Regions from separate parts of the Homo sapiens genome. Here region 2 is linked to region 1. The links are chromatin loops, found by intact Hi-C in ENCODE. Cell type or tissue: tibial artery. All regions are shown on one strand. Region 1 overlaps PLPP1 (phospholipid phosphatase 1). Region 2 overlaps PLPP1 (phospholipid phosphatase 1).

Evidence for each region. A loop is a pair of places that touch in the nucleus more often than their neighbours do. Peaks named below come from ENCODE experiments on the same cell type or tissue, not always from the same donor. Only the 100,000 strongest peaks of a DNase experiment are listed, where the experiment ranks them.
Region 2: it touches region 1 in a loop (2.4-fold over the local background); 5 of 110 quality-filtered maps call a loop at or near these places.

Annotation. Positions count from the first base shown.
Region 1 is chr5:55,512,919-55,517,918 of GRCh38, reverse strand. All of the region lies in intron 1 of PLPP1 (phospholipid phosphatase 1), which reads left to right. Among named protein-coding and RNA genes, the nearest start is that of MIR5687, 6.5 kb to the right of the region's middle. In tibial artery, no CTCF peak of the experiment used is centred here; no DNase peak of the experiment used is centred here.
Region 2 is chr5:55,452,094-55,457,093 of GRCh38, reverse strand. The region is part of intron 3 of PLPP1 (phospholipid phosphatase 1); the gene reads left to right. Among named protein-coding and RNA genes, the nearest start is that of MIR5687, 54 kb to the left of the region's middle. In tibial artery, no CTCF peak of the experiment used is centred here; no DNase peak of the experiment used is centred here; H3K27ac peaks cover 1,469 bases.

The DNA.
Region 1 (5,000 bases):
CTGAGATTGCGCCACTGCACTCCAGCCTGGGCAGCTAGAGTGAAACAATGTCTCAACAACAAAAAAGAAAAAAGTAGATATTGCTGGTAGCTCTGTTTTTGCCTTTCAGGAGCACTTCTGAAGAGAATGAGGCTTTTTTGAGAGGAAGGAGGATTAATCATGAGGACATGCTTTGGAAGGCCAGAGTTTGCTGTCCCGTAAAGAGATTGTGGTAGAGATTTTATTTTCAGTTGGATTAAGTCTAGAATCACATTGATAGTGATTTACATTGCCTGAAGTAGGGAATTTGCTCTTTAGGTTGGTCAATTAATTAGGTCCGTATTCTAGATTTGCTAGAAAAAGGAGCAACTCACTTGAAGAGCTTTGTGGTGGTTGCTCTTATTTCATATCCTCACATGTTTCATGATTAAGGATGAAAATTGGGCCTGGTGTTGTAGCTCACACCTGTATTCCCAGCACTTTGGGAGGCAGGGGTGGGCAGGTCGCTTGAGCCCAGGAGTTCAAGACCAGCCTGGGCAACATGGCAAAACCTTGTTTCTACCCAAAAAAACAAAACAAAACAAAATTAACTGGGCTTGGTGGTGCAGGCCTGTAGTCCCCAGCTAACTTGGGGGTTGAGGTGGATCACCTGAGCCTGGGAAGGTCAAGGCTGCAATGAGCTGTGATTGCACCACTATACTCTAGCCTGGGCGACAGAGTGAGATAGGGTCTTGAAAAAAGTAAAAAAAGAAATATTTGATTTGAAAGATAGCATAATTTGGTTGAATATTTTGTAAATTAAAGTTGTAGTAAAAGCAGAGGAGTTTGAAATTTTGGACTGTCAAATAGAATTGTAGCAGAAGTGTTATAGTTGCTATGAGGCTAGCCATAGACATATTTTAGTGAATTATCTGACTTATAGTGAATTATAGGAGACTTTAGTGAATTATATGAGATAAAGACATATTAATACTTTCTGCAATAAAGAATGTAAATGGATACTATTTGAATGGGCTACCATTATGTTTATGTAAGCTATAATTACCCAAAATAACAGGGAAACAGTGTTGTACCTTTTAAAAGAGCTTAGAATGCTAGGATGATTCTTACCTTGCAATTTCAACTGCAGATTTTGTATTTTATTAAGACACGAAACAAATTTCCATTCATTTTTACTAATATGTAGATATTTTGCAGAATTCTTTTGTGTTCATGGGATACATAAAGTTTGAGTATGGACATTGGAAGCATACAGGTCTGAGTTTGAATCTCAGTTCTGTCACCTGTTGCTTGGGTAACTCACCTGAGTTCACAGCTTTAGTTTATCTGAAAAGGACTGTGTCTTAATCTGTATGTTCTCCTTGGCATGTGGCCCAGTCACCGTTACATAGTGGGCATTTGTTTATTCCACAAATGTCTGTTGCTCATATACTGTGTGCCAAGCACTGTCTTAGGTAATAGAGATACAAGTAATCATACAAATAAATATGAAAAATGAACCAATAAGTATTGTGAAGGAGAAGTATGGGTGCTATGATAGTTTATAATAAGGGGTCTAAAAAAAAGGAGGATGAGGTAGCTTTTAAAAATGATTACTTTGGCTGCAGGGTAGAATGATAGATTAGAGCTAAGAAATAATGGATTTAGGGAGATCAGTTAGGAAGCTGCTGTAACAGTCCAAGTGAGGCAGGCAGTGAGACTAAAGAGGTGGTGGTGATGGTGGTAGAAATGGAGAAAAGTAGATACATTTCAGAGGTATTTGGGAAGTAAAGGATACCTGTCTTGGTGACATGTTGAAGGTGTAGGGTAGGAGAGAGAGAAATGTCAAGAATAGTTCTGAAGCTTCTGGCTTGTATAATTGAACAGATGTTGGTTCCTGCCAGTTACTGAGGTGGAGTGTGCTAGATGAGAACCTGGTTTGATAGGAAGGGGGATGGGGAGGAGATCGTTTGGTTTGGGGCATGTAAGTTTAAGATGTTTTTGAAATATTTAAGTGGAAGTACCAAGTTCTTGTTTGGATAATGGTTCTAGAGCTCAGAGGAATGGTCAGACTTTTGAGAATCGTTGGCATATTCGTGGTAATTGAAGCCATGAGAATTGATGAAATTTCAGGAAGAAGTTATAAAATGAAAAGGAAGAAGACTTTATACTGAGCTTTGAGAAACACTGACTTTTCAGATTGGTTGGAGGGAATTAAGACCACCAAGACTGAGAAGCAATTCCTTAAAAGCTAGGAGAGTGTTTCTGGGAAGCCAAGTGGAGAGAGTGGTAACGATCTACTTTGTTCTGAAGGGTCAAACAAGATAAAGACTGGAGAGTGTCCATTGGGTTTAGTTACACAAAGATCATTTATAACCTTATGTAAAGCCATTTCAGTGGTGAGTTGGAAGCTGAAAGAGATGGATATTGCTGGGTATAGATTATTCTTTGAAAAAGTTGGATTGAGGAAGAAGGGAGAATGTGGTAGCTTAAGGGAGAAGACACTCAAATATTGGCTGAGTGAATACATGTGCAACATGAACCTCCTTTAGAAAATAACAAGCACAGGCTAGCAGGATCATCTCTGAGGAGGATAGGAGGAGGACCTGTTAGGGATATCAGCTGAAACATGAATAGTCTGGGATCATAGTTTTTTGTGTTTCCTATGATGTGCCAGATGAAGGAAGAAGAATCTTGCCAGAAGGAGAAATGTCATTTTTAGAACAATGGTATAGGAATCGTTGACCACCCTTACAGAACCCTCATTGCTGAGAATTTGATATATTGTTTTCTAACTATCACCAAGTATAGCGGAAAGAGTCTGGGATTGGAGCCTGGTAATACTGCTTTGCTATTTTCTTGTGTTAGGTCGCACAGTTGATTATTTAGTCCTAAAGAGCTTCAATTTCTTCATTTGTATAATGGAGCGAATACTGTCTACGTCACGGATTTGTTAGGATTAAATGACAATCTGTGTATATAAAGTAGCAGGTATTTAGTAGGCACTCAATAAGCTGATGTCTACCTGTTTTCTTGCTTCTCATGGTAACAGTTGTTTATTGTGTAGTTTCAGCATTATAAGTTTGCTCTTAGCCTCAAAGGAATCATTTGTGGGAATCCTTCCTTCTTCATCTTATCTTTTGTGTAAAATAACTTGAGTGATACAAGCATACATTTCTGGGGAAATGGAAATATTATTTGCTACTGCAATAATAACCAATAAATAAGTATTTTGCCAGTCGTTTTTGGCATGTATGCCTTATATTTGTGTGCCTTTAAAAAAAAAGCGTGTGTGTTTTAAACAAAGCTTACTAATTTAGATATGCCAATTTGGTAACTTCCTGCCAGAGTAAGAGTTTTTATGTTTTCCTTCTGAGACACACCTTAGTATAACTTTATTTTAGTTTCTGGGCCATTGCCATTTGGCATAACTTCAAACTAGATGTGATGGACCCACATAAATACTTTTAAGATTTAAAATTTTTTTTATGGTGGGGGGATATGAACTTTCAAAACCAGCTGAGGTGTCAGGTCTGGATTTTATTTGGTTGTTTAATTTTTTTTTTTTTTTGAGACCAGGTCTTCCTCACTCTGTTGTTCAGGGTGGAGTGCAGTGGTGTGATCACAGCTAACTGCAGCCTTGACCTCCAGGGCTCAATTTGATCCTCCCACCTCAGCCTCCTGAGTAGCTGGGATTACAGGTGCATGCCACCACAGCTGACTAATTTTTATACTTGTTTCTTTTGTAGAGATGGGGTTTTGTTATGTTGTCTAGGCAGGTCTTGCACTCCTGGGCTCAAGCAATCTGCCTGCCTTGGCCTACCAAAGTGCTGGGATTATAGGCATGAGCCATGTGCCTGGCCATTTAAAATTTTTTGTTTGTATTTTTGATTTTCGAATTTTTTTTCTACACATATTTTGAACACTGAGATAACTAATTGTATACCAAAATGACTGAAATGAAGTCAGTCTGATTTCCGTAAGTTTGATTGCTAAAGCAGTCTCCTTAAAGGTGTTAAAATGTGCTCTCAATCCCCACCCTACACAACATCTGTCTCCCAGGCTGAAGTGCAGTGGCACAAACATGGCTCACTGTAGCCTTGACCTCCTATGTTTAAGCATTCCTCACACTTCAGCCTCCTGAGTAGCTGGAACCACAGATGTGCACTGCCATGCTTGGCTAATTTTTAAAATTTTTGTCGAGTCCTGGTCTCACTGTGTTGTCCAGGCTGGGCTCAGGAGATCCTCTCACCTCTGCCTCCCAAAGTGCTAGGATTACAGGCATTAGCCACCACTCCTAGCCTATGTATGAACCTTTACGGAAGTTGATTACCCTAGAATTTTTATAAGAGCATTAGAATTTGCCAGCTTTCTTCAAGAGTTAATATAGGCCGGGCGCAGTGGCTCATGCCTGTAATCCCAGCACTTTGGGAGGCCAAGGCGGGCGGATCACCTGGGGTTAGGAGTTCGAGACCAGCCTGGACAACATGGTGAAACCCTGTCTCTACTAAAAAAAGAAAAAAAATACAAAAATTAGCCAGGTGTGGTGGTACCTGCCTGTAGTCCCAGATACCCTGGAAGCTGAGGCAGGAGAATCGCTTGAACCCTGGAGGCAGAGGTTGCAGTTAGCTGAGATCATGCCACTGTACCTCCAGCATGGGTGACAAAGCAAGACTCTGTCTTAAAAAAAAAGGAGTCATTATAGTAGTAATACTATAGTAAACACATACTTGATATTCTTTGGAATATGGGCCTTACTATGAAATAGGAGAAATTATTTCTTTCCCAGTTACTAATAAGGGAGACTTCATTGGTTAAGGGAATTTTGTGGGTAGAATTGCTAAGACTAGAAATCTCATTGTTGGTTCAAAGAGAGAAATAAGTTAACCACGTGTTCTCACCTGAATATAGGATGCTTTGCTTTACAAGCTTAAATAATACCCGGACAAAACTCTACAGGTCACAAGTTCTTTAAAGACTTAATAAACTCTGTAGAAACTATACTTCAAAGGGGAACCTTCTCCTTGATTCACTATCCTGCC
Region 2 (5,000 bases), 61 kb after region 1:
CTGCCTCCCAAGCTCAAGCGGTTCTCCTGCCTCAGCCTGCAGAGTAGCTAGGATTACAGGCCTGCACCACCCTCCCCGGGTAATTTTTGTATTTGTAGTAGAGACGGGGTTTCACCATGTTGGCCAGGCTGGTCTCAAACTCCTGACCTCATGATCTGCCCACCTTAGCCTCCCAAAGTGCTGGGATTATAGGCGTGAGCCACTGCACCAGGCCTGTTTATAGCTTTTAAGATAAGCTCCCTTAGTAAGCTTTGGGGTTCTGAAGCAAGGAGCAAGGAAAATCAAATATAGAAAAAGTTTTAGAAAGACTTTGTATCTTCCTAGAAAAATGTAATTTCCATCTGTCTTTCCAGAATGAGTCAGTTGTTGCCAATTTCAGAGCTGTATAATAGTGGTACATAACTGTGGGTATGCATTGCTGTTCTATTGTGGAGTGTAGTTTGGCTGGATACATACTTTCCTATTATTTTTCTCTTGAATTTTGAAAGTCAGAAAGCTAAAAATGCAAAAAATCCAGTCTAAATATTGTCTATAGTTTTTTAGGATTATAGTGTAATCTGCTCTTTTAACTTATGTATCTCTACAGCCTGCCACCATATAAGCTTTTAATTATAAAATTATGATGCTTGACATTGGGGAGAAAGGAACATAAGCACCCATAATGAGTCATTTTTGTTGACTGTATAAATGAGTCAGAGTTACATGTAAGGATGAGAATATCCTCCTACAATTTTGGTTTTTGATCTTGATTTTTTCCCATTGACTCTCTTTTCTCCCCGCCATTCTCTCTCTTGCACGTAGCACACTTTTGCGCTCTGTCTGCTATTACTGCTATTATAAACCTTTTACTGGACTTCAGTTGTAGTGACCATTAGGTCCTAAACATAGAACTAAGAGCATAAGTGGACTTTAATAGAATACTTATTAATTTTAATATCTAGAGTTCATAATTTAGAATTAATATATGAGAATTTACTGTAAATTAAAAGGGGCTATATACTTGCAATATTAGAACATCCAGTTATCTAGGACTGCCATTATTAATGCCAATGAGAATACCATTCCTCTAAGATTTTCTGGGGAAAAAAAAAGCTAATGAGCCCAGGTAGTTCACATCTGTAGCTCCCTTCCCAGGCCAAGATTCTCTTTAGATCCATGGCCCTTAAATTTTAATGGTTCATTAGAGTTATCTGGAGGGTTTATTAAAACACAGATTTGCTGGGCCACAACCTCAAGTGCCTGATTGAGAAGATTTAGCATGGGGCTTGAGAATTTGTATTTCTTCTAACAAGTTTCAGATGCTGCTCTTGATCTTGGCACCACAGCTTGAGAACTACTACTTTAGATTACCTGGATTATGAAAACATGACCTTGGATGACATCTACTTCAGGATACAAGGGTTTATATTTACCGTTAGGATGAATTTAAGGGCATACACAGCTAGCTAGTCTATTTGTTATTTTTAAAAAATTAAGACAGGGTCTTGCTCTGTAGCCTGGCCTGGAGTGCAGTGGTACGATCACAGCGCACTACAGCCTTGACCTCCCGGGTGCAACCAATCTCCCATTTCAGCCTCCCGAGCAGCTGGGACTATAGGTGCTTGTTGGCACCTATAGGTGCTGTTGGTGTAGCCACCATGCTTGGCTAATTTTTGTATTTTTTTTGTAGAGACAGGGTTTCACCATGTTTCCCAGGTTGGTCTTAAACACCTGGGCTCAAGCGTTCTGCCTGCCTCGGTGTCCTACAGTGCCGGGATTACAGGTGTGAGCCACTGTGCCGTGCCCGGCCTAGCTGGTCTATTTGTGATAGTACAGTATGGAAACTATTGGCTGCTTGAAGAGATTTGCTTTTTTTTTCTTTTTTTCTGGCTTTTATTTAAATTGTGTATGTTTTAGCACAGGCCCAGTGTTTCTGATCCATTCTGAGTAACTGATCTCTGGCTGTATGAATCAGATTTAAATACAAAATTATTTTTGTTTGGATTATGGAAGCCTTGTATTCTTCAGATGCTTACTTGCAGTATATATGATTGAATGTGAGAAATAAATTTCCTTTCTTAAATGCAACCCACATGCAGATAAAATAAAGCTGAAGTTTGAGGAAATGCCTTCTATCATAGGAAAACTCATTATAACTAGACTGGCTGGGTGTGGTACTTACGTACCTAGTACAACTGGCTTTACATTTTGAGAAAATGGCTGAAGAAGAATATGGTCTAATTGTAGACATTACTGGGTAAGCATTTATGATGCTAAAGGATTCATTTGTTAAGGCTTGTATTTCTCATGCATATGTATGTCAGTAACTAGACAGCTTTTTAAATCATATACCTGTGTAGGAATAGCAACATATGAAATGAAGAAGGGGATGATTTAAAAAGATCCTTCACTTTGTGAGAGGATATTATTATTGTATTTAACAGGAATGTGACTTAAAGATCAGTACCTCTTTCCAGCTTCCCTGTTCTTAATGTCAGTACCTGACAATTTAGGCTTGTAGGCAAAAAGCAGTGCTACTTAGTCTCCAGGGAATATGTGAGTAAGAAAACCAATAATAGCCCCTGAGGAGTACAGAAATTTGCTGTACCAAAATGGCCCCAGCTTCGCCTGGACCAGCTAATTTACTGACCAGTAACCTATTGACCTGTCTGGATCTTGATTTCCTGTGATGTCATTCTCTATTGAGCAGACAGACAGAAAAAGCTTTTGTTGATACAGAATTTCTAATGCCACTCTTCTGGGAGAATGAGGTTTGCAGAGACATTAGATAATATTATCTAATAACAGTACTGTTCGTTTATATAATAAACTTGGGAGATATAGGAGGGAGATATAGGATTGGCTAACTTTTATGTTTATATTATGTTAATCAATTATTTTTTCTTACATAATATATTGCAACTCAGAAGCAATGTTTTGCTTCTGGGGTAATGTTTATAAACTTTTGCATGTGAAGATGGGCAATTTGGAAGACTTTTGGTTTCTGGAAGAACAGAAATACTCCTGTAAAAATTGAGAAAATCTTCACATAGGCAGTGGGAAATAGAATTCAGACAGCCCCTAAGTCCTTTCTTCTTATGGTTTGTGGTTTGTTATTGTGCTGCTTACGTTTGTTTTGAGCATGTTTTTAAGACTTGAATTTTCTTTTTTTTTGAGACAGAGTCTTGCTCTGTTGGCCAGAGTGGAGTGCAGTGGCATGATCTCAGCTCACTGCAACTTCCACCTCCTGGGTTCAAGCGATTCTCCTGCCTCAGCCTCCTGAGAAGCTGGGATCATAGGTGTGTGCCACTGCACCCGGCTAATTTTTGTATTTTTAGTAGAAATGGGGTTTCACCATGTTGGACAGGTTGTTCTCAAACTCCTGAACTCAGGTGATCCTCCAGCCTTGGCCTCCCAAATTGCTAGGATTACAGGTGGGAGCCAACGGTATCCGGCCTAAGACTTGAATTTTAAAAAATTTATAACAGGATACATCTGTATTTAATCATTATGAATATTATTTACTCAGTTAATCTGACTGCCTTTGACCATAATGGAAAAAGAAATTTGAGGCATTTTGCACACATTATTCCAATACTTGCCAGATGTGTTGGGGAAGATGCATTAAGTTCTGCTTGTTTAAGCTAATGTTCTTTGACACTGCCCAAGATTTCTGACAAAAGAATGACAAGAGAGGGAAGTTAAACTGGACTTCCTAATGCTCCTCGGTTTTGATGAGGAAGTCCAAATTTCTAATCACTGAAAGGGGAAAATACATCAGGCAGTAAGGTGTCTAAATTAGATAACTTAGTGGCTTGATGTAATTTATTAGTATATAGCATTTAATTACATGATAAAGTATATTCCTTAGTTTTATTAATGTATTTTTATAACTGTCAAAACATAAGTTGTTAAAGTATACTTCTTGTGAAGCCATTTAAACTGATACTCGATGCATGTGGGTGGGAGAGAAGGTGAAATTGTTTATGACATTTAAATTTGAAAAGTGTAAGGATTATCTTGGATAATTAAATAAAACTTTATTACTCAATAGTTTAGATTCTACTTTAGCAAAAAAGGAAAAAAACCACATTGAATACCTACTCTATGTTCGATAATGCTGCAGGGTGTTAAGAGTATGACATGAATTAAGATGTGATCTCAATCAGGGAGGATGGGAGTTTGCCAGTAATTTTTCTTTTGTTTTGGTGTACCTTCTGATTTTTAAAAATAATTAACATATCTTATGCAACTAAAAATATACTGTCAAACCTATTTAAAACATCTTATTCTACCCAGCCTGCCCAGCTTTTGATGTAATTGGGGAAGAAGGTTCAGTAACAGATGATTTTAACATAACAGGTTGGGCTATGATTGATATGTTAATTGAGTGCTCTTCAGAGAAAGGGTGATCCATAAATTCAATCTAGATTTTTAGGAAAGGTTTCTTGGAGGAAACAGGGGCTGAATTGACTCTTAAGTAATAATTACCAAAGAGAGGTGTGGAGCTGATTTCAGGCAAAGGTGTTGAATAAACAACATGGAACAGATATGTTGGGAACTGTAAGTAGTGTATTACACTGTTTTGCATTGCTATAAAGGAATATCTGAGACTGGGTAATTAATAAATGAGGTTTATTTTGGCTTATGGTTCTATAGGCTGTGTAAGCATGGCACCAACATCTGCTTGGCTTCTGGTGAGGGCCTCAGGAAGTTTACAGTCATGGTGGAAGGTGAAGGAGGAAACAGGCATACCACATGGCACATGAGCGACAGGGAAAGAGAAGGTCCCAGACTCTTTTAAACAACCAGATCTCATGTGAACTGAGTGAGAACTCACTCATCACCAAGGGGATGGCACTAAACCATTCATGAGGGATCCATTCCAGTGATCCAATACCTCCCGCTAGGCCCCACCTCCAACATTGGGGATCACATTTCAACATGAGATTTAGAGGGGATGCCCATCCAAACTATATCAAGTAGTTTGTTGGCAAGTGATGGTTCTGGAGCTGTTGGGG